2 separate regions of the Mus musculus genome follow, and region 2 is linked to region 1. Evidence: chromatin loops called from intact Hi-C (ENCODE). Cell type or tissue: left cerebral cortex. All regions are shown on one strand. Links, peaks and the distances in the headings refer to the core of each region. The heading gives the core; the rest is flanking DNA. Region 1 has its middle 43 kb from the start of Wee1. Region 2 overlaps Sbf2 (SET binding factor 2).

Region 1 (10,323 bases), core at 1,182-9,181:
TTTAAGTGTGTGTGTCTGTGTGTGTGTGCGTGTGTGTGTGTGCGTGTGTGTGTGTGCGTGTGTGTGTGTGCGTGTGTGTGTGTGTGTGTGTATGTGTGTGTGTACACGAGTACAGATGCCTGTAGAGGCTAGAAAGGAGCATTCAATCCCTGGTGCTAGAGTCACAAGTGAGTTGAAGGCACCCAACATGGTTGCTAGAAACCTAACTTGGGTCTTCCAACAAGGACATTATGTGCTCTTATCTCCTGAGTCATCTCTGAAGGCTCCCCGCTCCTCCTTACCTAAACTGACTCTTTTAAAAGAGTACAGTTAAAATATATATATTAAAAAATATATATCTTGTGTAGCCCAGGGTAGCTACAAAATTGTTATATAACAGAAGCAGGCTAGCCTTGAACTTCTCCTCTGAACTTGCCTCCATCCCCCAGGAGCTGAGATCATAGGCATGTACCTAACACCATGCTGTCAGCTGCTGCAAATCCTTTCCTGGCTTCTTCATATCCAAGTAAAAGGCCTCATCTCTCTCTGATCATATCCCTTCTTCCCTCCTGTTCTGGCCCACTCGACTCCTGTTACTCTGATCGCCTCCTTCTGTTCAAGGACATTCCTACCACAGGGCCTTTGCATGTATATCTCCTTGTCTAGAAGGCACTTTCTGGAATTTATTTAAGTGTTTCTCTTACACTTCCTGTCTTTATTCCAGTGTCACTTTATCAAAATGGCCTTCTCAACCACTTCACACACAAAGTACATTTGGCCATTCACTCTCCATTGTCCTGCAGTCTCCACAGTAACTAAGACTTTGTCTTATCTGTTTCTATATTCTTTTTTGTTGTTGTTGTTGCTGTTGCTGTTTTTCGAGACAGGGTTTCTCTGTGTAGCCCTGGCTGTCCTGGAACTCACTTTGTAGACCAGGCTAGCCTCAAACTCAGAGATCCGCCTGCCTCTGCCTCCCAAATGCAGGGGTTAAAGGCGTGTGCCACCATGCCCGGCGCTGTTTCTATATCCTTGAAGCAATTTCTGACATGTAGTTGATGTTCACTAAATAGCTGCTAAATGGATGAGTGCAACAAATGCAGCTTCTGTAGAGAGTTCATCATGCCACCAGGAAATGGCCTAAGAAAAGAAGAGGTTGCTGTGCAAATGCTCTTTATCAACACACACACACACCTCAACCTGAAAGCCAGGCAAAAATGTACAGGGAAGGGAAATGATGAAGCATGTTGCATGGTGGAACAGTATACAGCTATTTAAAACACTAAATCTGAGGCCGGATGGAGCTGGGTTGGAAGAGTAGCTTGAAGGTCTAGGTTCAAGTACCAGCACCACGCAAGCTGAATGCAGTGGCTACTCCTGCAGTCCCAGCACTGAGGGAGTGGAGGCAGGAGGATCAAAAGACACTCAAGGTCACTTGTCTCTTCAGGGTTTGAGGTCATCTAGGGATGAGACCCAGTCTTAAAACCAATAAGTAGCTAGAGATGGTGCCACAAGCCTTCAGTTCCAGCACTAAGGATGCAGAGGCAGGTGGATTTCTGTAGCCAGCCTGTCTACACAGAGACTTCCAGCTAGGGTATACAGTGAGATTTTGTTTCAAAAACAAGTAAACAAACGAAAACCAAGCCGCTTACGATAAAGACAGAAAAAATGGGGACAGTGGCCGGGTGTGGTGGCTCACGCCTTTAATCCCAGCACTCGGGAGGCAGAGGCAGGTGGATTTCTGAGTTCGAGACCAGCCTGGTCTACAGAGTGAGTTCCAGGACAGCCAGGGCTATATAGAGAAACCCTGTCTCAAAAAACCAAAAAAAAAAAAAAAAAAAAATGGGGACTGTGATGATGGCTCAGTGGGTAAGTGCTTTCTGTGCAAGCATGAAGTTCTGAGTTCAGATCCCCAGGGACCCTTGGAAAAAGCTGGGTATGGGAACAGGCATGTAACCCCAGGGCTACAGGAGCACAGAGAGGGGTGGGTCCCGGGGACTCCCTGGCCAGCCAGGATAGCCAAAACTGCAAGCTCCAGATTCAGTAGGAGAATTTGTGTTTAAATGAATGAATAAATATAATGTAGAGGGACCTTAACTTCAATGCTCTTACAATCCCGTGCATACACACACACACAAATGCTTGCAGCATCTTTTTTTTTTTTTTAATTTATTATATGTAAGTACACTGTAGCTGTCTTCAGACACTCCGGAAGAGGGCGTCAGATCTCGTTACGGATGGTTGTAAGCCACCATGTGGTTGCTGGAATTTGAACTTCGGACCTTCGGAAGAGCAGTCGGGTGCTCTTACCCACTGAGCCATCTCACCAGCCCCCGCTTGCAGCATCTTATAAAGAGGTAGAAACTGGATTGGGTAGTAGTGGCACACATCTGTAATTCTCGAACTCTGGACGCAGAGGCAGGCAGTTCTTTGAGTTCAAGGCCAGTCTGGTCTACAGAGTGAGTTCCAGGGCAGCCAGGGATACACATAGAAGCCCTGTCTTGGGAAAAAAAAGAGATAAGAGACTGTAAAACATATTTGTTCTTTACGCAGAGTTATGTCCCCCTATAATTTAGCAATGCAAAGTAAGCCTTCATAGGAAAACCTATGTTAAAACAACGCTGTTGGAGCTGGAGACACGGCTCAGCTACTCAGAGCATTTGCTGATCTTGCAGAGGACACAGGTTCCATTCCCAGCAACTACACAGCTGCTCATACTCATCTGTAACTCCAATTCCAGAGAAACCAGCACTCTCTTCTGGCCTCCAGAGCCACCACGTACACACCCACCATGTCCATAGCCACCACATACATACACAGCACTTACATACATGCAGGCAAAACACTCGTACATATAAAATAAAATCAGCCCGGCAGTGGTGGCGCACGCCTTTAGTTCCAGCACTTGGGAAGCAGAGGCAGGTGGATTTCTGAGTTCAAGGCCAGCCTGGTCTACAGAGTTAGTTCCAGGACAGCCAGGGCTACACAGAGAAACCCTGTCTCAAAACACCCTAAATTAATTAATTAATTAATTAATTAATTAATTAATTAATTTAATTAAATAAAAAGAGCCGGGCATGGTGGCGCACGCCTTTAATCCCAGCACTCGGGAGGCAGAGGCAGGCGGATTTCTGAGTTCAAGGCCAGCCTGGGCTACAAAGTGAGTTCCAGGACAGCCAGGGCTTATAGAGAAACCCTGTCTCAAAAAACCAAAATAAATAAATAAATAAATAAATAAATAAAATAATAAAATAAACAAAATTTAAAGTAAAAAACGAAACAAAGTTCTCGTGGTAAACTTATAAACGGGATTCAGTACCTTTCCTTCATGACTAGAACAACCTGTGTTCTCTCTTTTTCTGTGCCATAAAAACGGCACATTTTTAATCCCCCAGGTACTCTGAGGAAAATCCCAGCACGGTGAAGTCAGCACTCAAGTTTCCCCAGGGACTCCCATACAAGGAGGTGAGGAAGGGTCTTAGCAGGACGCGTGCAAAAGAACCATCCCGGCACCGAAACTGAGTGGTAAGTGAGGCATAGAGCATTTGCATGACTAACGCAGGGGAAAACCCACCAGAGAGCCATTTCTATTTAAATGCTAAAAATGCAGAAGTGCATCTACTTGGGCCTAACATGGCTTTAAAAGGAAACAACCGTGCCTCTGGAGTTTTCTGGGTGGAGATGGGGGCCTTCTGTAAAGAGAGAGAGAAACCCAGGCCTAGTGACTTTGCATGACTCCTCCTGTAGAGGCCAGGCAACACTCCAGGTCTCAGGGCAGGGGGTCCTTTTCTGCAGAGTCCTGAATTTATAACATTGATTTTATTTCCTTTCATTTACTATTTATATGTAAGAAGCAAGGTCTCAAAGTAACTGTATAACCAAAGAAGACCTTGAATTTTGGATCCTCCTGTATCTATCTCTCCACTATAGACATGAGCCACTACACCTGGGTTATGTGTTATGGTCATACATTCCTAGCCCAACATTGATTTGAGATTTTTTTTTTTTTCCTTGAGAGTCTTATTATGTAGCCCTGGCTGGCCTGGAACTCACAGGGACCCATCTGCTGGCCTCTGCCTCCATAGCTGTGATTGAAGGAAGGGCTATGTGCAGCCTGCATTTCTGTTTTTTAAGACTTATTTTTATTTTTAACGTATGTGTGTCTACACTAAGGCTAGAAGAGAGCATTGAATCCTATGGAGTTGGACTTACAGGCAGTTGTGAAGCGAGTGCTGGGAATTGAACCTGGGTCCTCCGGAAGAACAGTAAGTGCTTTAATCACTGAGCCATTTGTTCCGAGCCCTGGACCCACAAACTAAACTTAAGAACTCTTTGGTAATCAGAAAAACTACTGGACTTCCTTCCAAAAACACTGCACGTCTGCCTAAAAGTTGAAACAGCTCACCCAGTTTCATGAATAACCCTGGATCCTAAAATGTTCTACTTGAGTCAACCCCCAGGTTAAGGACCCCTGGTAGGCTTGAATAAACACATCTTATAACACATGCTGCCTTCAAAGCCTGTTTACAGACGGTGATAAATAAGAAAATAAATAAATAGGAATTCATTGAAAAGAACTACTGCCTTCAAAGACTAGTTAAGTCTGTTTACTAGAGGTGGTATACCTGGGCAGGGTTGGGAAAGGTGATTAGTGAGTCCTTTAGTCCAACAAGCAGTATCCTAGATCCGGGGCTCAAGAGCTTCAAGGCCAGAGAGACAATGGGACTTTGAGGGATTTGTTCTGAAACAGGATTCACTGTAACTCAGGATAGCCTCAGATTCTCTATGTAGCAGAGGCTGGTCTTGACGTTTTGTTTCACCAAACGCTGCAACCACCGTCAAGCTTACCTGTCTCTAAATTGTGGTCTTGGATTGATTCTGACTGAATTTCCCAGACGCGGGTTGTCAGGGCATGATCAAGGGAAACCCAGGCCACAGGTGCAGTCCCTGGGTCACCCAGGAAGAGCTTGCGGAATGTCCTGTCTGTGAGTGCCCTCTGCTGGGAACGCTCGGTCCCGCTACGGGACTGCGGCTGCGCACTGGCACCACGGGGCGGCGCAGACTTCTTGGGTGTAGTGCATAACCCAGCGGACTGCCTAGCCTCGGTAACTCCAGTAATGCTCTCTAATATTGTTCATCGTGCCTTCCCTCCGACCCCTCAGACCCTCTGCTTCTCATCATGACTTTGACCACCAAACCGTACTCTAGGCTCCTAAGGCTAGTCGTAGAAACATCGGAGCACCCGTTGCATATATGAAACATGTTTCTCACGACTGAACCGAGTGTTTCGATTATAATTCCAAGGCAGAAAAGGATGCAGGCACGTCGCGGCAAAGAGAAAATGGACACCTGGGTGGTGAGGAAAAAACGGGAGCGCCCAGAGTCTAGCTCCGCACAGCGACCTCACAGTGTTAAGTGCCCGGTACCCTGGATTTAGCAGGGCCAGCCCACTCTGCAGCAAAATTAAGCAAAGCCAATTCCTCCCTGTGTTGGAGAGTTGGCACCAGTGACGCTCTAGACTTGAGCAAAAGGACGCCTGCTAAAGCGTTGATCAGGGTTGGGGCCCTTGCCTAGCAAGCATGGGGCTCTGGGTTCCTAAGAAAACTGAGCCCAGGATGTGAGCCACGTGGTGGCTTTTGTCCGGTCTTCCCGGGACCACGGGCGCCAGCAGGGGGCGAGACGTTCCTTTTAACCCCGCTCAATTGAAGTTAAAAATAGAAGCTGAGTTCAACTGAAAAGCATGAGACAGCAAACGTAGAGAAACTTGATCAGGCCGATATGAAGTAACATTTCCAAATACGGCAGTAAGGGCATGAGACAGAGCAAACGTGGAGAAACTTGATCAGGTCGATATGAAGTAACATTTCCAAATACCTCAGTAAGGTAAGCAGCTTCGGCAGGAGCGCTGCTCTAGGAAGTGAATGAAAACTTCGAGGTGTAAAAAATGTTAAGTTCCAAGTCAGACATCAAATGAACTTTCAGGGATTAAAATGGTAAATGTTTTAAAGACAAAGACACGCAATATCAATTAGAGTAAACGTTTTATCTGTGGATAAATATTGGAATTCTCCAGCTTTAAATAACAAAATATTACAAGGGAATTCAAAACCATGAACACTAAACAGAGTTTTAAAAAGTAATAATAATAGCCTGAGAAAAACTGTCTCCAACAAAATTCAAGCTGAGAGTATCTCAAATGAATAAAACTTTATACAGAAAAACAAACCAGAACTGGGTGGTAGTAGCACGTGCCCTTACAGTCAGCACTTGGGAGTCAGTCACCTTTCTGAGTTCGAGGCCACCCTGTTCTACAGAGTAAGTTCCAGGACAGCCAGGACTACACAGAGAAACCCTGTGTAAAACAAAACAAACAAACAAAAAAAAACTCACAACCAAACAACCCCCCCCCCGCCAGCCTCCTACATAAAACAGATATATTGGTGATAGCCTGTAATCTAGCACCTCAAAATCAGAGAATGTGAGTTTGAGGCTAGCCTGAACTGCACAACAAGACTCTGTCTCAAAAGAAAACAAACAACAAACAAAAACAAAAAAGAAAAAAAAAAACGCTAACAAATCTAATAAGATGGGTGGGTAGCACCGCCCATCTGAGAGGTAGGGCAGGTAATTAGGAGTTCAAAACTGCCACTTTTTCTCCCCTCCTGTATTTTTATTTATGTGTATATGTGTACACCATGTGCATGCAGTGCCCACCAAAGGCAGGAGAGGGCGTTAGAGTCCTCTGAGACCAGAGTTACAGATGGTTGTGCGTTACCAAGTGAGCCCTGGGAATTGAACCTGGGTCATAGGGAAAACTGAGCCGCCAGTGCTCTTAGCAACTGAATCAGCTCTCTAGCCCCTAACGATATGATAATTTTAAAAACAGACTCTTGAGCTATATAGGCCAGAATAGGGCACTGGATTCCCTGGAACTGGAGTTGCAAACAGTTGTTAACTGAGTGTTCTTAACTACTTAGCTTAATTGAAAAGTGGCAGCAGGAAGATCAGGGGTTTAAGATCAGGCACAGCTACAACTACAGTGTGTTCCCAGTCAGCCATCCCTAGCTACACAGGAAATTGCCTGGGGGGATGGGTTATAATGCTTAAGAGTCTGGTGTAGGTCTGCAGCACAACAAATAAACAAAACAAAGTGGAAAAGCAAAGCAAACAAACAAAAACCTGCTGCCCTCCAGCTGACCAGAGTCACCTGAGAAGAGAAAACTTCAGTTGAGAGATTGCAGGTCTGTGGACACTTTCTTTATTTGAAACAGGGTTTCACTATGTAGCCCTAGCTGGCCTGGAACTTGCTGTGGAGACCAGACTGGCCTAGAACTCATGCGATTTGATCCATAAGAGAAGGCTGAGAGAAAGCTCAGAACAGTGCTAGATGAGACATGCTACTAGCATCTGGTTAGGCAGGGTAGGGGGTAATCGATAAGATGAGATCTGAACTAAGAGACAAAGGAAATGAGCAACAGGTCTACTTCAACCTGAGGGAGGAAACAGAAAGGAACAGAAAATATTAAAATAGCCCTGAGGCGAGAGTGCGCGCCCAGCAGAGCACCCACGGATTCTGTGTGAACTGAGCATACAATAGTACTTTGAAAAACAATCATAAATTCATTAGGCTAAACTGATATAGTCAAATATCTAATTTTACCTTAATAAATTTAATATAAACAACCTCAGAAGGAGGTGACTTTGTAAAAGTGTCACTTCACCCAACTCTCTTCCAAAGCTAGAGTCAGACACTAAGTATTAAGATTTCATCCTTCAGGAGCCGGGCGTGGTGGTGCACGCCTTTAATCCCAGCACTCGGGAGGCAGAGGCAGGCGGATTTCTGAGTTCGAGGCCAGCCTGGTCTACAAAGTGAGCTCCAGGACAGCCAGAGCTATAAAGAGAAACCCTGTCTCAAAAAAACAAACAAACAAACAAAAACAAAAAAACAAACAAACAAAAAAACATTTCATCCTTCTACAGTGTACTTTAAATAAAAAATAAATAAATCTTAAAAGGGGGGAGGGGCTGGAGAAATGGCTCAGCGGTTAACAGAACTGACTGCTCTTCCAGAGGTCCTGAGTTCAATTCCCAGAAACCACATGGTGGCTCACAAATACCCGTAATGAGACCTGATGCCCTCTTTTGGTGTGTCTGAAGACAGCTACAGTGTACTTTAAATAAAAATAAATACAAACAAAGATTTTATCCTTAACCCAGGCAGTGGTAGCACACACCTACACACCTTTAATCTCAGCACTTGGAAGGCAGAGGCAGGAGGATCTCTGAATTCAAGGCCAGTCTGGTCTTGTCTCAATAAAAAGATTTCATATTTAATATGCTCAAATGTTTTCTAGATATGAATTAAAATACTATCATAGTTCATAGAGTCATTAAAGCAAGAGTCATAAAGCATTGAGTGGGGCTGGAGAGATGGCTCAAGAGGTTGAGAGCACTGACTGCTCTTCCAGAGGTCCTGAGTTCAAATCCCAGCAACCACATGGTGGCTCAAAACCATTTGTAATGAGATCTGGTGCCCTCTTCTGTTGTGCAGGCAGAACACTGTACACAATAAATAAATCTTTTTTTTTAAAAAGGCCACTAAAGGGGCTGGAGAGATGGCTCAGCCGTTAAGAGCACTGACTGCTCTTCCAAAGGTCCTGAGTTCAAATCCCAGCAACCACATGGTGGCTCACAACCATCTGTAATGAGGTCTGACTCCCTCTTCTGGAGTGTCTGAAGACAGCTATAGTGTACTCACATGTATTAAATAAATAAATTGAAAAAAAAAAAAAAAAAAAGGCCACTAAAGCAGCCAGAAGAGGGTGCCATATATCATGGAGCTGGAATTCCGAGCAGTTCTGAGCTGCCCAGCGTAGGTGCTAGGAACAGAGCCCAGGTCCTCTGCAAGAGCAGCAGATGCTTCAAGCTGCTGAGCCGCTGTCTCTCCAGCCTCTGGGTTTGTGGATTTAAATGCCACTGATACTCTACCAATCTTCAAATAAAATCCTGAACCAACTTCTATCCTGAGCTCCACATTCAGATCCATCTATACACTTGATTTCTAGGGAGATGCCCAACCCCCCCCTCTCAAGTTTGAAAGTCTAAGCTGGACAGCTCAGATAAAGGTATCTGCTACCATGCCTGACCACCTAAATCCAATTCCCATGACCCATGTGGTGAGATGAGAGAGTGATTCCAGCAGGCTGACCTCTGACCCCATACACATTCCATGGGACACACACACATCCTACTCCACTCCATAGCTCTCACACAAGAAATAAATAGACAGAAAGAATTTTAAACATTTGAGTGTCTAAACATTTGAATGAGCACTGTTCTCCATTTGCTGTTCCTGAAACACATACACAGACACATATACACGAGGATGAACATACACACATACATGGGCATGCATTTATATGTGGGGGGTGCTTCTGACAGCAAGTCAATCATTTCTTTGGATCATTTTTTTTAAGATTTATTTATTGTTATATGTAAGTACACTGTAGCTGTTTTCAGACACTCCAAAAAAGGGTGTCAGATCTCATTACAGATGGTTGTAAGCTACCATGTGGCTGTTGGGATTTGAACTCAGGACCTTCAGAAGAGCAGTCAGTGCTCTTAACCACTGAGCCATCTCTCCAGCCCTGCTTGGATCATTTTAACACTTCCCTTTTTTAAAAAAAAAAAAAAAAAAAGGAAAGCACAACAAAACCCACACCTGACACCATAGCCTAGGAAAAACAGTGCAGAAAAGACAGGCAGAAGGATTAGGAGTTCATGTAGCCAGCCTGAGCTACATGAGACTGTCTCAACACACACACACACACACACACACACACACACACACACACACACACACACTAGGGGGCTGACAAGATGGCTCGGTGGGTAATGCATTGTGCTTACTGCCAAGCCTGACAACCTGAGTTTAACCCAGGACCCCACACTATGGAAAAAGAAACTCCCACTGAGAAGTGGTCTTTTCGCCTCTACACCTGCTGCCTGCTCCTCGTCCATGCACATAAACATATAAAACAAAAGTAGATTTAAGAGCAGAAACAAACAAAATCAATGAAAGGACTGGAGAGAGGGCTCCGTGGTTAAGAACACTTGCTGCTCCCAGAGTTTGACCCACACCAGGCAGCTAACAACTCTACAGATCCAGGGCTGACACCCTCTTCTGGATTCTTCTGGAGACCTCGGGGATCTGCATGCATGTGCTAATGCAAATACGCACACATACGTATACAAATACATTTGATTTAATTTTTTAGGGGAAGTGATTTTAGGGTTTCTCTCATAGCCCTGGCTATTCTAGAACTCACTCTGTAGACCAGACTGGCC
Region 2 (10,323 bases), core at 895-8,894, 260 kb before region 1:
TAATTTTCAGTATCCACATCAGACAACTCATTAACACCTAGAACTGCAGTTCCAGAATAGTCAGTACCCTCCTCTGGCCTCCTCCAGCAGCTCTATACAAGTGTGTGTATGCACACAGACACACACATGCATAGTTATGAAGAAAAATAAAATGTTTAAGTTTTTTAATTTAAAAATACCTTTTAAACCAAGCAAAACATCCGCTTTTGTGGTGCTTCATTTTAGAGAGACGAGGCTGGACAATAGATAAATCATAGTTTGTAGAAAGGTTTCACATATTAAAGAGAAAAAATATAAAGAAAATAAAGATGTATCGAGGGAGACAGTATAATTTTGGTAAAGTGTCCATAAAAGATGTATATAAGAACTGCAACTCCAGAGGAAGCAGAGAAACATTTCAGACCAAGGGAACAGCTGTGTGTCAAGGTCTTAAGGCAGCAACAGGAGAGCCTGTGAGCTTCAAATCGAATGGATGTAAATTATAGTTGAATAGAAATGCTACATCTTGCAGTCTCATTAATAACTTTGGGTTTTACTCTGGTGAAGGGGCTACTTGAATGAACAAGGTTGTGTGGTGATTTGTCATATTTTAATGAGATCACTGACTTTACTGTTGAGAGATGGAAAAGGGCAGAGTCAGGGAGACCAGTTGTACTGAATAGTCTGAAAGCTGTTAGCTTGAACTAAAAGGAGATGTAGGCAGATTATAAATCTACTCTGACAGTGAAATCCACAAGGTTGATAGAAAAATGGATAATTGTATGTTAGAAAGAGGGATTAGAGATGACCAAAATACGTATTCAGTGATCTAGACTGAGAAAATAGATTTCTAAATAGATGACATTGTTATTTTAAATCTTAGTGGAAATACTTTGTTGTACATAGTTAAATAGAGGACTACAGAATTGAAGAGAACATTCAGATTGAGAGCATTGAATCATTGATGTCTTTATGATAAAGAGCTAACAAACTGGAAGTAATCTCTAAAGGAGTCATGTGTCAGTAGAATAGAGGCCCAAGGATCAAGCATTGGGGTATTTGCATAATTAAAAGGTGAGAAGATGCAACCAGATCTAAAACCAAAGCAAGGTACCTATCTGTTCACAGAAGAAGACAACCAACTGTCTGAGATACTGCTGGAAGAGCTTGGAGAAAGAACCTGGTATTCTGTATACTTTGGCATGTATATGAATGTACACACCTGTTTGATTTTAGTGTGTCCCTCTGTGCTCTTGTATTCTTCCTATTTTAACAAAGTTATGTTAAATATGTTAACTTGGATAATTTTTCTTCTGTGTGATGTTACAGGAGAATCCAAACCCTCATATGGCATTCCAGAAAGTTCCACGTCCAACAGAAGGATCCCACTTGAGAGTTCATATTCTTCCTTTTCCAAAGATTAATGAAGCCCGGGTTCAAGAACTAATACAGGAAAATCTTGCTAAGAACCAGAATGCACCTCCTGCTACACGAATAGAAAAGAAATGTGTAGTGCCAGCAGGTCCACCCGTTGGTATGTACGTGCATGTGTGCATGCATCCATGTGTGCATGTGTGTGTGTACTTGTGTGTGTATATGTGTGTGTGTGCGTGTGTGTGTACACACACGCACACACACACATTGCTCGTTTTAAAAATGAATCTTTTATGAGACAGGAAGCGACATATTCCTATAATCCCAAAACTTGGGAGGCTAAGGCAGGAAGATTGACGCAAGCTTTAGGCCAGACTGAGCTACCTAGGGAATACAACACCCACCTAGAATATCTCTTTCAAAATAAGATTCTATCTAAAAACAAACTGTGTGTCCTAATGAAATACAAGACATATCAATGCAAAGCATATAATTTTATAAAATGATCAAGCTCATAAACTAGAATCAGAGTATTATCAACAGAAACTACTCCATCCACCCTTCCTCCATAAAACATGATAAACTGTCAAATCTGTTTCTTTCTTAAAACAATTTATTGAGCTTAAAGTAGTTTTTTTGTACTTCACATACTGAAATTCCTACGAATATACAGTGCAGCAACTTTGCAGTAACTTACAGTTTACTCTATCATCACGGTTTAGTTGAAGAACATTTTCTTAAGCCATTGTTCTTTTGTACCCGTCCTCAATGATTTCCTTCTTCCTTCTAGAACTACCTTCTCTCTAGGTTGGAGAGTAATCTCCTTCCTGGTTTTATGGGTTTGCCTATTGTGGACATTTGTATAAATGCAGTTATGTACCATGTGTGCCTCCATGACAGGCCTGTTAATCTAGAATAATGTTTTCAAAGTTTTTATGGTAGCATATGTAACTATGCCATTGGTTTTTGTGAACGAATAATATTCAACAATAAGGGAAATGCATGTATATTTGACCTTTTTAAAAATATTCATGAGGAGATGGACATTTGAGTTGGTTTTGCTTCAGGAGTTTTATTAATAATGTTGCTATGAACATTGATATGCAACTTTTGTGTAAATATACTTTTACTTCTCTTGAGTACATTCCTAAGAATACTCTGTTTTAAGGAGCTGGCGCTCTTTTCCATAGAAGGTGCCCTACATTACACTCTACTAGCAATGTCACACGAGGGTGTGACACCTCCCAGCACCAGAGTACTAAGCAGCTCTTTGTTGCCTTGTCTGCATCTTCTGTTAATGTCTATAATGCTGGCTACTGTGGCATACACCCTTAGCCTCAGCAGCCAGGGAACGGAGACTGGTAATTTTCTGAGTTTGAGGCCAGCCTGGTCTACATAGAAAGTTTTAGGGCATCTAGGGCTACATCATGAGTTCTTTCTTCAAATAAATAAAGTGTCTTTGTCCACTTTTAATTTGAGCTATTTATTATTGAATTACTAGAATTTTCAATAGTTTTTAGGTGATTCCCTTACCAGATATCTGATTTGTAAATTCAGTCTCCTCTTTTTTCGGACTGTCTTTCTTCCTTTCTTTAAATTAAAATTTTCTTTATTTTTTACTCCCAGTGCCACTATCACAGTTTACTGGGCAATATGCTTGATTGTAATGAAAAGAAAAGGCTACAATAGACAAAAGTCCTCAGGAATGTGCATCTAATTGACACTATATTGCATCAATCAATAGCTGCACTTTTTTCAAACTGTGGCCATGACAGTCTTTTATGCTGTGTTTTAAAACCTTCTGCTACCATATCCACCACTTCTACCACCAGATCCATAGCCACTACCATTGATACTGCCTCAAGACTTCCATCAAAACTGCCCCTCTTAATGGGTCCATAATTTGATTGCTTTACCCACTGTAATTTCCAAAGTCATTATAGTTCCCACCAGCATCTCCTTTATTGTAACCATCATATACTCCTCTACCGCCACCAAATCCACCAACTTGGTTTTCATGACCCGGTCTACCACCTCCATAACCTCCTCTACTACTGTAACGAGGAACACCACCGTAGTTGCCACCATCACCTCCAAATCTATTATATCTACCATCACAACCTCCATAACTACCTCTGCTGCCACCACCTCCACCACCATAGCCGCCTATTCCACCAGAGTTTCCTCCACAACCCACGAAGTTGTCAGATCTACCTCTATAATGTCTCTGTGACTCAGCCAACTGCATCTCTTGTTTAGAAAGGGCCTTTTTATCAGCCTCCAAATGTTGACACCATTGCATAAACTAGCAAGATTTTGCTGAAAGGACCCTGATATAGCTGTCTCTTGTGAGACTATGCGGGGCCTAGCAAACACAGAAGTGGATGCTCACAGTCAGCTATTGGATGGATCACAGGGCCCCCAATGGAGGAGCTGGAGGAAGTACCCAGGGAGCTGGGGGGATCTGCAACCCTCTAGGTGGAACAACAATATGAACTAACCAGTACCCACCCCAAGAGCTCATGTCTCTATCTGCATATGTATCAGAAGATGGCCTAGTCGGCCATCAGTGGAAAGAGAGGCCCATTGGTCATGCAGACCTTATATTCCTCAGTACAGAGGAACGCCAGGGCCAAGAGGTGGGGGGTGGGGAGTGGGTGTGGGAGGGTGTGGGAACTTTTGGGATAGCATTGGAAATGTAAATGAAATAAATACCTAATTTAAAAAAAAAAAGAAAAGAAAAGAAGAAAGGGCCTTTTTCACTTCATAGTTCTGCCCTTAAATAGTGTGATGTTTCTGAACAACAATTTTATCTATCATATCATAGTCATCAAAAGTTAAAAAAGCAAATCCTCTTTTTCCTACTCTGCCTGTCTTCCATAACCTCTATAGTTTCAATCTTGCCACACGTTTCAAAGAAGAAAGATTCTTCTTTGAAATTTTGTTCTGTATCTATTAACCAGCATTTTTTTCTTCACTGTTAAATGGATACTCAGCTTTACAGAATCCTCTCTAGAAACAGCTCTCTGGTTCTCCCACATCCCCATCAACCTTATGTGTGGCTGAGCACACATTGCACCATCCACCTCTTCAGCACAAAAGTAGGTCATAAAACCAAAGCCCTTAGAATGTTTTGTTTGGGGACACTCATTACTGCAAACTTTAGTGAGTGTGCCTCATTCCTCAAAATGTTCTCTTAAGCTATCATCCGTAGTTTCAAAGCTCAGATCACCAATAAAAGGCTTCCTCAACTGTTCTGAGTCCTTTGGATCATGGCCCTCCATTTTGAGACTTAACCTCTTCCAGCTCATGTTCAGTGAGACCAAGAAAAAGAGGCAGGTCTGGAGGTTAGTTCATATTGTTGTTCCACCTATAGGGTTGCAGACCCCTTCAACTCTTTGGGTACTTTCTCTAGCTCCTCCATTGGGAGCCCTGTGTTCCATATTATAGATGACTGTGAGCATCCACTTCTGCATTTGCCAGGCACTGGTATAGCCTCATACAAGACAGCTATAACAGGATCCCTTCAGCAAAATCTTTCTGGCATTGTGCAATAGTGTCTGGGTTTGGTGTCTGATTATGGGATGTATCCCTGGGTGGGGTATTCTCTGGATAGTACATCCTTTAATCTTAGCTCCAAACTTTGTCTCTGTAACTCCTTTCATGGGTATTTTGTTCCCTATTCTAAGGAGGAATGAAGTAGCCACCCATTGGTCTTCCCTCTTCTTGATTTTCTTGTGTTTTGCAAATTGTATCTTGGATGTTCTGTGATTCTGGGTTAATATCCACTTATCAGTGAGTGCATATCTCTAGCTGCATTTGTAGCAGAAGATGGCCTAGTCGGAGATCTCAGGGAAAAGAGGCCCCTTGGTATTGCAAACTTTATATGCCCCAGTACATGGGGAATACCAGGGCCAAGAAGGGGGAGTGGGTGAGTAGGGGAGCAAGGCGGAGGGAGGGTATAGGGAACTTTGGGGATAGCATTTGAAATGTATATAAAGAAAATATCTAATAAAAAAAGAAATGTAAATAAAGAAAATATCTAATAAAAAAGAGGCAGGCCTAAGGACTATCTTTCTTATTCTTTTTTTTTTTCCTTTTTTTTAAAAATTAGGTATTTTCTTCATTTACATTTCCAATACTATCCCAAAAGTCCCCCATCCCTCCCCATTCCCTCTTCTTGACCCTGGCGTTCCCCTGTACTGAAGGCATATAAAGTTTGCAAGACCAATGGTCCTCTCTTTCCACTGATAGTCGACTAGGCCATCTTCTGATACATATGCAGCTAGAGACATGAGCTCTGGGAGGTACTGGTTAGTTCATATTGTTGTTCGACCTATAGGGTTGCAGATCCCTTTAGCTTCTTGGGTACTTTCTCTAGCTCCTCCGTTGGGGGCCCTGTGTTCCATCCAATAGCTTTCTGTGAGCATCCACTTCTGTGTTTGCTAGGCCCTGGCATAGTCTCACAAGAGAGAGCTATATCAGGGTCCTTTCAGCAAAATCTTGCTAGTTTATGCAATGGTGTCAGCGTTTGGAGACTGATTATGGGATGGATCCCTGGATATGGCAGTCTCTAGATGGTCCATCCTTTCGTCTCAGCTCCAAATTTTGTCTCTGTAACTCCTTCCATGGGTGTTTTGTTCCCAATTCTAAGAAGGGGCAAAGTGTCCACACTTTGGTCTTCGTTCTTCTTGAGTTTCATGTGTTTCACAAATTGTATCTTATATCTTGGGTATTCTAAGTTTCTGGGCTAATATCCACTTATCAGTGAGTACATATTGTGCGAGTTCTGGATATATGCCCAGGAGAGGTATTGTGGGATCCTCCAGTAGTACTATGTCCAATTTTCTGAGGAACCGCCAGACTGATTTCCAGAGTGGTTGTACAAGCTTGTAATCCCACCAACAATGGAGGAGTGTTCCTCTTTCCCCACATCCTCGCCAGCATCTGCTGTCACCTGAAATTTTTATCTTAGCCATTCTGACTGGTGTGAGGTGGAATCTCAAGGTTGTTTTGATTTGCATTTCCCTGATGATTAAGGATGCTGAACATTTTTTCAGGTGCTTCTCAGCCATTGGGTATTCCTCGGGTGAGAATTCTTTGTTCCCGACCAGTTTCTCCGCCCTTCTTTCCTCCTAGTCCCTACTCCCCCATCCCTATTCACTCCTCTCCTTCTCTTCAAAATATCAGCCAGCCTTGGCATATCAAGTTACAATAAGACTAGATCTTTGAGGCTAGACAAGGCAGCCTAGTTAGGGGAAAGAGTCACAAAGGCAGGCAATGTAGTCAGAGACAGCCACCTGCACCTGCTGTTATGAATCCTACATGAAGACCAAGCTTACAACTGTTCCATATGTGCAGAGGGCCTGGGTCAGTCCTGTGCATGCTCTCTGGAGGTTCATGGACTGTCTGTCTTTAGTGATGCTTGTCTCTTCTTCCCTAGCAATTGAGGTGGATGTGTTAAAGTCTCATGAGAGTGGAGCTGTTTCCTGTTTTAGCTCTAGTTTAGTATTCTGGGTGTATCTTGAAGTTGATTTCTTAGATATGTACATATTTGCAAGTGTTATACTAGTAACTTACCTCTTCATTGTTAGAAAATGTGAGCTAAATTGTATATACTCCAAAGGAAAAAATAAATTACTTTAAGACTATTAGCATGACCAATTATACTATTTTTTCACTTGTTACATTTATTTTAAGTTTTTTTCCCCAAGGATTTGAAAGATTAGCCTAGTCAGTGCATAATTTATGTAGTTCTAATTTATTTGTGTTCTCTTTATATTCCTCCACTAGTTTCAATAATGGAAAAAGTGATAACAGTTTTTAACAGTGCACAGAGACTGGAAGTTGTTAGAAACTGCATCTCATTCATATTTGAAAATAAAACTTTGGAAACTGAGAAGGTAATAAAACATTTTCCTATTTATTATTTTCCTTTTAGGCTTACATTTTGAAGTTATCAAGTGGTATCTTCTCTAATTCTCTTTTGTCTCTAAGTCACTTTAATGACTTAAATGAACAGTGTCTATAATTTAGACTATAGTTTAAATATATGCCTACAAGAAAAGTTTTGTAGTCATTTATCTACGAATTTTTGTTACAGAGATTTCATATTATCTTTTTTATATCTCTCTCTCTGTGTGTGTGTGTGTGTGTGTGTGTGTGTGTGTGTGTGTGTATGTGTGTGTTATGTGTGGGGTGTGTGTGCTGGTGTCAGCAGATGCCATGCCACCAGAGCTCCCAAAAAGTGGGAGTTATACTGTAAAGAGTCACTTGATGTGGGTGCTGGGAATTGAACTTGTATCTCTGTGTAAGCAGTACACAGTCTTACCAGCTGAGCTGTCTCTCCAGCCACTTTCTCTCCAATTTAAAACCAAAGCTTGGTTCTTTAAAACTTTTTTCACATACTCTATTTTATATATAATTTCATCTTTTGCAAGGAATCTAGTTAAATTGTATAATGAATACTAGAAACTGATAATAAAATTTAAACGTGCCTTTGGGTTTTCTTGCCTTCTGCAATGGATCATGCTGAACATGACATAGCCTTTTCTTGGTGACTCATGGTCACAGTTGTCAACATCTGCTGCAAGGGGTTGGTAAATATGTACAGTTGCTTGCTACTTACTATACAACTAACCCATCATCCCTCACTTTTTCATGTTGAGCCTTTTGTTGTTTATTTGTTGGTTTGGTTTTTGCCTTCAGCTTCTGCATGCTGTTTTCTTCTGATTTTGATTTGTTTTGGTTCGGAGTTTTGGAGACAAGGTCTCACTCTGTAGTATTCTACATTGATGTTGTGTTACTGATCCTCCTGCCTCAGCTCCTTGGAATACAGGTGTATGCCGCCATACCAGGCTTTGCATGCTGATTTTATACCTGCTTCTATTGTTGTTGTGCCCCATTGCTCTGACAATTTTCCTTAATTGCTTATTTGTACCTTTGTTCTATACTTTTAGGATTTTTTAATTAAATAAGCTCTGTTACAAAATGCAAATGAGCAGGTTTATATAGTAAATTAGGAAGCCATTTCTGAATGTTCTTACAATGAAAGCAATTTTCTCATTAAAGATAACATCCAAAGATGTCTAAATGTCTATAGCTTTGTGTCACGATCTAAGCAGCAGTCTATTTGGTCACTGAAGTTCTGTCAACTCCGGGGAAGGAGGGGTGAATTTAATGTTTTCTCAGTCTGCATTACAAGCTACTTGTACTTGTTTTTCTTACTGTCTTATAAATGAACATATAATTACAATTCTGTTTTACAATTGGTCTTAATAGTGAGTCACCCATCCCCTAAGAATTCAATTCTGGTGACTTTGTTAAATACTTGACAGGACATATTTGAATTTTCAGTGTGGTTGCTTGAAGGTTCTTTTGGTCACATGGAATTCTCTTGTTCTCAGACCCTTCCTGCTGCCTTGAGGGCCCTTAAAGGAAAAGCAGCAAGACAGTGTCTCACTGATGAACTGGGCTTGCACGTTCAGCAGAACCGGGCAATACTGGACCATCAACAGTTTGACTACATAATAAGGATGATGAACTGTACTCTACAGGTAATCTTGAGTGATTTTAGATTATTCCCATTTTGCAAATACCTTTTTTCCCCAAAAGATATATTAATTACTGAACTATCAATGTCTTGAGGCTGCTATGGCTAAAAAAGAGCTGAAATCCATGGAGTCACTTGCTCCTTAGCTGATGTAAATCCTCACTTCTTTGTTCTTTCCTTGTTTTCTAGTGACAAATACTTTGTTACTTTACTGATTTTATAATATGAGCAATATATTAAAGGCCCATAGTCGTATATTACCAAATTTTATACTTATGTCTGTTAATGTAGTTTTTGGCTATTTTATTGGGTTTTAATGTTTTATTACACCCTAATCAAACCTTCAACACTAGGTAGGAGAGAAAGAAGGTTAGAGGGAAAGGGAACATACATCTCTTTGGACTACTTCCTACTGATTAGGATGTTGAGTCCCTTGAGGCAAGTCCAATCTTCGTCATCAGAATACCTCAATTTCTTCTCATCAAACCACAATAACAACGACCAGGAGCAGCACGGGGGCAGCAGCCTCCACAGGCTCTCAGGGCCTGGCTGTGCATGAAGCAAATCATGACACCTGCTGTTAGGTGGCCTCTTATCCCACATCTGGGACTAAAACAAAAACCTATTCACATAACATAACTGGGTTTTTTAAGAAACCAAAATTCTCTCTATATATGTCACTCCCTTTTCAGTTTTTAGATGTTATTGAAGCAGAGAGGAATTAATAACGAGCAATCCAATAATAACTGAATGAATTGAAAGAAACAGTTTTCTATAGGCTTCAGAATAAGTATATGTTCTTACAGAGATGACATTCCTATAAAATAATGAGAGCCCAAATTAGAAGAAACAATTTGGGTTCCTTGTTCTTTGCCATCCTGTTCTCTTTGAGTATTGAGAATTATGCTCTTCTGTATTCTGTGGGCACTTATACTCGCATATACATGTAGCCTCCCACCAGCATATAATTAAAAATAAAACAGATCTTAATAGGAAAACCAGACACATCACTGATAGAATGGATATGTCAAATTTGGTATTTTCCTTCTATAGATTATTATTTTAAAAAGAACATGGACAAATTACAGCTTCAGGTAACGATATGGTTGTATCTTAAGATATTTTATATAAGACAGCTCAGTTATAATATGGTTCCACATAAAAAATAAAAACATAGTATAAAAATAGTATCTAGAAATGTTCAACGTAGTGATATCAACATAAGTGTGATTAAAGCCACAAAGAAAATCAAAGTCAAGATATGGCTGAAGGGATGGGGACTAAGTTCCGTGTTAGAAAGCCACTAGCTTGTAGGAGGCCCTGTGGCATCTCAAAAACCCCCTAAATAGTTACCATTTTGATACTGATTTACTTAATAGTGGTTTCTTTGAAAGACTGTTCAACTCTCAAGTAGAAAC

What was found. A loop is a pair of places that touch in the nucleus more often than their neighbours do. Peaks named below come from ENCODE experiments on the same cell type or tissue, not always from the same donor. Only the 100,000 strongest peaks of a DNase experiment are listed, where the experiment ranks them.
Region 2: it touches region 1 in a loop (2.2-fold over the local background); 12 of 42 quality-filtered maps call a loop at or near these places.

The regions. Positions count from the first base shown.
Region 1 is chr7:110,159,633-110,169,955 of GRCm38, reverse strand. No RefSeq gene overlaps it. Among named protein-coding and RNA genes, the nearest start is that of Wee1, 43 kb to the right of the region's middle. RefSeq lists an enhancer at 3,635-7,147. In left cerebral cortex, for the core only: CTCF peaks have their summits at 4,993 (motif pointing left), 5,641 (motif pointing right) and 6,695 (motif pointing right); DNase peaks (open chromatin) are centred at 5,012 and 5,624; H3K4me3 peaks cover 1,288 bases; H3K27ac peaks cover 623 bases.
Region 2 is chr7:110,419,378-110,429,700 of GRCm38, reverse strand. Sbf2 (SET binding factor 2) reads left to right here. Exons shown (of 41, transcript NM_177324.2): 14 at 1,309-1,513; 15 at 7,147-7,256; 16 at 8,760-8,909. It also overlaps the pseudogene Gm9064. Among named protein-coding and RNA genes, the nearest start is that of Gm32861, 140 kb to the right of the region's middle. In left cerebral cortex, for the core only: no CTCF peak of the experiment used is centred there; no DNase peak of the experiment used is centred there.